Regions from separate parts of the Homo sapiens genome. Here region 2 is linked to region 1. Evidence: chromatin contacts called from ENCODE Hi-C or POLR2A ChIA-PET data. All regions are on one chromosome and are shown on one strand. The core of a region is the stretch at or near the end of the contact, and the rest is flanking DNA. Distances in the headings are between cores, read along the strand shown.

Evidence for each region. Hi-C counts contacts between places; a loop is a spot of excess contacts on that map. ChIA-PET counts read pairs that join two places held with the same protein, here RNA polymerase II (POLR2A). Pooled maps may share reads with other maps.
Region 2: a map of cardiac septum shows a loop between it and region 1 (2.7-fold over the local background). The contact joins two enhancer-like sites. A Hi-C loop is called at or near these places in 6 of 168 maps with a recorded cell type or tissue (Right ventricle myocardium inferior, cardiac septum, heart left ventricle and 1 more) and 7 of 50 pooled maps. POLR2A ChIA-PET finds 5 or more read pairs at or near these places in 6 of 52 experiments (GM10248, H1, MCF 10A and 3 more).

The regions. Positions count from the first base shown.
Region 1 is chr3:37,052,074-37,054,773 of GRCh38, reverse strand. It overlaps LRRFIP2 (LRR binding FLII interacting protein 2), which reads left to right. Exons shown (of 28, transcript NM_006309.4): 27 at 259-363; 28 at 813-2,148. The coding sequence ends at 923. Among named protein-coding and RNA genes, the nearest start is that of MLH1, 60 kb to the right of the region's middle. Within about 2 kb of position 1,250, at least 8 of the 41 ENCODE cell types and tissues checked have a DNase peak (open chromatin) inside an H3K27ac peak, as active enhancers do.
Region 2 is chr3:37,013,291-37,016,063 of GRCh38, reverse strand. MLH1 (mutL homolog 1) reads right to left here. Exons shown (of 19, transcript NM_000249.4): 9 at 1,520-1,632. Among named protein-coding and RNA genes, the nearest start is that of MLH1, 21 kb to the right of the region's middle. Within about 2 kb of position 1,288, at least 3 of the 41 ENCODE cell types and tissues checked have a DNase peak (open chromatin) inside an H3K27ac peak, as active enhancers do.

The DNA.
Region 1 (2,700 bases), core at 1-2,500:
GCACTTAAACAATATGGTCATAATAAAACTTAGCATGGGAAATTGGCCCTAAAATGACTCTACAGCTGTAATCCTCTCTGGGGACATTACTTGATTTATAAATAGCAACTGAGTTCTGAGAGGACTTATGAGTCACCCTTAGGGGACTTGTTAGTAGATTACTTGGCATTTATAATGACATTGTATTTCCATCCTGGCTACCAAAAAGTGGTGACTTCTAGTGCCCAGTACTAGAGGCCTATGTTCTCATACTTACAGATTAGCCGGCTTGAGGGACAGGTTCTGAGATATAAAACTGCTGCTGAGAATGCTGAGAAAGTTGAAGATGAATTGAAAGCAGAAAAACGGAAGCTACAACGAGAGGTACTTCTTTTAATATGTTTCTTGGAGAATACATTCCTAAAAAGAAAAAATCTTCTGGAAATAATTCTTAGCTGTGTAAGAAATTTGATACTTAAGGAAACAGCAGTGGAGTCACTTAACTAATTTGTGTTGGTTTTTGACCTGCATAGTGACTGCCATTTACTTTTATGTTTTGGTCAATTAGATACTAAGTAAAAAGATAGTTTGTATTTTTGCTTCAGATCAGGTCTATTTCTCCAACTTCTATATATCCTTTCTGTGATTAAAACAAATAAACAATCCTCAGTATCATCATTTAACACCTCTAACTGATAGAAAAAATGAGGTTGTGGGTCCTGTGCAAGGCCATCACAGTTAGCAGTGCTTTCATTTCCCAGGAAGTTGAAAATAGAGTAGCACTGGATGTTGTTTCTGACCACATGTAGTGACTGCATTCTCCCTGTCTCCAGTTACGAACAGCACTGGACAAGATTGAGGAGATGGAGATGACCAACAGCCACCTGGCCAAGCGGCTGGAGAAGATGAAGGCCAATAGGACAGCACTTCTGGCCCAGCAGTAGGAAAACCACCCTTCAACCTGGGTGATGCTCCTTGGGGCCCTACCTAGAGGGACTGACTTTTGTCCATTGACACAAACCCCTTTTAGTACTGTTTTGAGTTTTGTCATTAAAACAGCCACCTTTGTATTTTATAATTTATGACAGAATGAAGTCATTTTGAATCTACATGAATGAACACTTTGGATTTTGTTGTAGTTTGATTCTAGGGTAGAACCAGTCCATGCTGTTTTTATTTTTTATCTCCGTAATTGTAGAATCATGTTTACTCAACGTTTTTCCCCAGCTGCCTCAGTAACTGGGCACTCGGAGGCCTTGGCACGGGTTCTGGAGGACAGACAGCAATTCTATGAGTGCTCACTGAGATACTTGCTGGAGACCTCAGAAAACACAAGTGCCTTCTCCACGGTGCAATTCAGACTTCAGTGATCTCCAGTGGTCAAAAGACATTTACCCTTAATATCAGACAACATTTATATTTTAGTGAAGAAACAAGTTCTCGGGTGGGGAATCTATGTTTCACTCAGATTTATATGTTTGGAGGAAAAAAGCCTTTTTTTGTAAAATATTTAAATTTATATAAGAAAATGTTAGAAAAAAATATGGGGAGTGTATATAAAACTTGCTTTATTGCATGGGGCAGGGGAAGTCCAGGCCTAATACTCCTAAAGTAAGAGTTGGGTCCTTTTTTTCTTCAATACAACTGTGCTGTACCTTGTAAAGTATTTTATCTGCTGCTTATTTGTGGAATGAAACCTCAAACAAACCCAAAGGGGGAGGGTAGGGCAGGGCAGGCAGATTGGAAATCTGCCTGCAGATTCTATTAAATACACCCTTTTGCCAACCACAATTGGCTACTGACATGTTCATTTTGTTATAGGAGACTTTAAAACAAATCATGGCAACCACATCCCTCTTCTTTTGTCTCCTTCTCAAGGAAAAACAATCTGGAATGTAGAACTTTTAAAGACTTGAGTTTCACCTTTAGAGGTACCCTGTCCAAGAGGTTTTTTTAAAATCATGGAGTGCAACTACTTTGCAGAATTTATGATTCTCTTTTGCTCTTAGTACCCAGGTGGTTTTATAGAAATGATTATTGTATCTTTAAAGTGCTTACACAGAAAATATATTGGGGGAAAATCTAGTGACTAAAGGCACATAAGATAATAAAACTAGACTTTAAAAAGGTAACTCAAAAGTGAATAAAATCTCTAATATTTGTTCCTTTTTTAATTAGCCCTTCATTTAAAAAATATGGATACCAATCTTCTGAATTGAGATGATTTTCTATACATTTTCTTTCTTTTTTTTTTGAGACAGAGTTTCGCTCAGTCACCCAGGCTGGAGTGCAGTGGCACGATCTCGGCTCACTGCAACCTCTGCCTCCCAGGTTCAGGTGATTCTTCTGCCTCAGCCTCCCGAGGAGCTGGGACTACAGGTGTGCACCACCACACCCGACTGATTTTTGTATTTTTAGTAGAGATGGGGTTTCACCATGTTGGCCAGGCTGGTCTTGAACTCCTGACTTCAAGTGATCTGCCCACCTCAACCTCCCAAAGTGCTGGGATTAGAGGTGTGGGCCACTGTGCCTGGCCTCTTTTTTTTTTTTGAGAGACAGTCTCGTGCTGTCACCCATGCTGGGGTGCAGTGGTATGATCTTGGCTCACTGCAACCTCTGCCTTCCGGGTTCAAGCTTGATTCTCCTGCCTCAGCCCCCCAAGTAGGTGGGATTACAGGTGTCTGCCACCACACCCTGCTAATTTTTGTATTTTTAGTAGAG
Region 2 (2,773 bases), core at 39-2,538, 39 kb after region 1:
GACTTTATCAATGAAGAGACTAACATCCTCTGAGTGCTGACCATATCCATGGCCCCATCATTAATGTCACTGTACTCTGTAACACGTGTCCTGACCACACAGGCCTGGAGCAGGCATGGGCACCTGACAAAAGGACAGCTGGAGCCCCTCTACTGAGAATTCTGAACTTGAGATGCGCCAAAGGAGTGGTCTTTGTCCCTGCCACCTGAGTGCGCCTGCACAGTGTAGATAAATGAATGGCATGCGTAAGAGCTTGACCTTTCTTTGCTACTGGGAACTTGGTATTGTGAACACACTAGCTAATGATAATGCAGAGGCTGTGGTAAGCAGCCCCAACAGAAACACGGACAGAGGCCAGTCAGGCAGCACCTACAGTGAATTTTTTGTCTGCTTTATAGCCAGCATGTGTGTTACAAAGCAGTTATTCTTCATGGTTAGGAAAAAAACTAATGAAAAACATTTTCTGAGCCTTGATTAAAACAAGCTTTGTTATATATCAGGTGTAAGTCCTTCCTAATAAAATAGGAAAAACCCTGCTAATAGACATCAGTTTAACAGAATGTGGTTGTAAAATGACTGGCTCTGTCCTTACTGTTCCTGTATTGCTTTGAACAACTGCTGTAAAACATGCATATTTTGAAACATTTACAGCTGGTTAGCAGTCTAAATGGAAGGAGGGAATATTCCATTTCCAACAGCAAACAAGCAAACAAAACAAAAACTATAAAATTATTATGAAATGCTTTAAAATAAAGATAAGTAACCTATAGGATAAAAATGATGAAAACTGAAAACACGGAAATGGAAAGATTCATCTTATTTCTGGATGGAAAACAAAAAATTCAGACTGTGTTTGGGATTACTTGTTGTTGGTAGGTCACCATCAAAACCTTGTAATAAACAATTAAGTTATAAGGAGCACAATACAAAATAGCATTTGTTTAGTAAATAACAATCATGTAAACACTATATCAGCAGAGAGACAAAAACTGTAAAGGAATTTGAGAAATATCCTAATTAATTTAGTTAATTCCCTCCCTAATTTTTAGAACTGCTCTTTGTATCATAAAGCTCATTCCTTAAACAGGAAAATCTCAAGTATCTTAGCAATTTCTTTAATGACAATGCCTATACCTAAGGTACCCCTTTTCCGTATCCTGCTGTGCAATTTCAAACAGTGGCCCTTGATCTCTTCCAGCAATGTTCTGGCTAGGGCTTACTCGTAAGGACTCTGACACCATCAGGTGAGGACAGTGTGCTGGCTTTATGCCCTCTCCTGGGCTTCCTCTTAGAGGTAAGAACCAGACTCCAACAGTCAACCAGCAATGAGCACATGTGGGAGGGCTGAGCACAGACTTAGGACAAAAATTATACATGCTTCCCAATAAAACCAAACTTTGCCATGAGGTTTCTCCATGTTTAATCAAACCTATGGATCAGAAATTTTTCCATGGTCCCATAAAATTCCCTGTGGGTGTTTCCTGTGAGTGGATTTCCCATGTGGTTCTTTTTAACTTACGGTTGATGAAGAGTAAGAAGATGCACTTCTTCACTGAGTAGTTTGCATTGGATATGTAACCATTCATTTTGAAGGCTAGGGTTTTATCCTCACATCCAATTTCTATCAGTTCTCTATTAGAAAAGAGATTCTGAAGCTTTTGAAAATACTCAAAACTCAAACATTACAAAAGAATCAGAATTTAAAAACACAAGGTTCCTTCCCATAAACTAACTTTGTGAAATGAGGGCCCCGAAGACTTGGTCCATTTGAGGTCCTCCTGTGCCTGTCCATTCATCCATCCATTTGTCTGTTCACCCATTCACCCACCCATCCTCCCATCCATCCATCCACCCACCCACCCACCCACCCACTCACCCACCTACCCTACTCAGTCAGTGTTTTCAAGCACTTGTGCTATGTGCCAGGTACTGCTCTAATTGCTGGAACAGAACAATGAATCCAAGCTCTGAGACCTTATTTTGCTCAAACTTGAATGTATCTTAGTAACTAAATCCCAAAGATGAGATTCCAAGAACTTATCTCTGCTGAATTACTTGCTATACTGAACAGCACCACAACGTGGTTCTACAATGTGTGTTGTTCCCAGGAGTGTTTACTGGGGAGGGAAGGTTAATAGGCGAATAAGAGGTCCTCAGACAAGCCACACTTATTTCTGTCTGGAGACCTTCCCAAGAACTAGTCCCTCTGTCTGGAAAGCTCTACTCCTAACCTATTGGTACCTAGTTAATTCCTATTTATCCTTCATATTTCAAAAAATATTTCTTCAAAGAACCTTCTCTAATGATCCCTTTCTCTGACCCTACAGAGTTTTCCATCATGTCCTTTATTTTTCCAGTGAGGCATCTAGCACAATCTGCTAATGAATGGCGTAATTATTTCATGTGTCTTTCCAACTGCAAAGTCAGCTGAGAGCAGGCATCATTTCTTCTTTGTTCACTACTATAACCCTACCATATAGCACAATACCCAGGAAATAGCAGACACTCAATAAGTTTGCCGAATGGCTGGTGGAAGCTTTTTATGCAGTAATGTGTGGAATGAGTGTCTTCAACGGAGGGTACGGCTTGTGGCACTGCCCATACACACTGAACCAGCAAACTCTTTTTTCCCAAAATGCCTCATGAGGCTAGTGTTCTGGAAGCCTGCTTTGGGAAATGCTGCTATAGAGGATTTCTAATCTTGTACAGTCCCTAAGATTTCACAACAACTAATTCTGATCTTAAAATCTAGTTAAAGAAGCTCTGAAAAGTT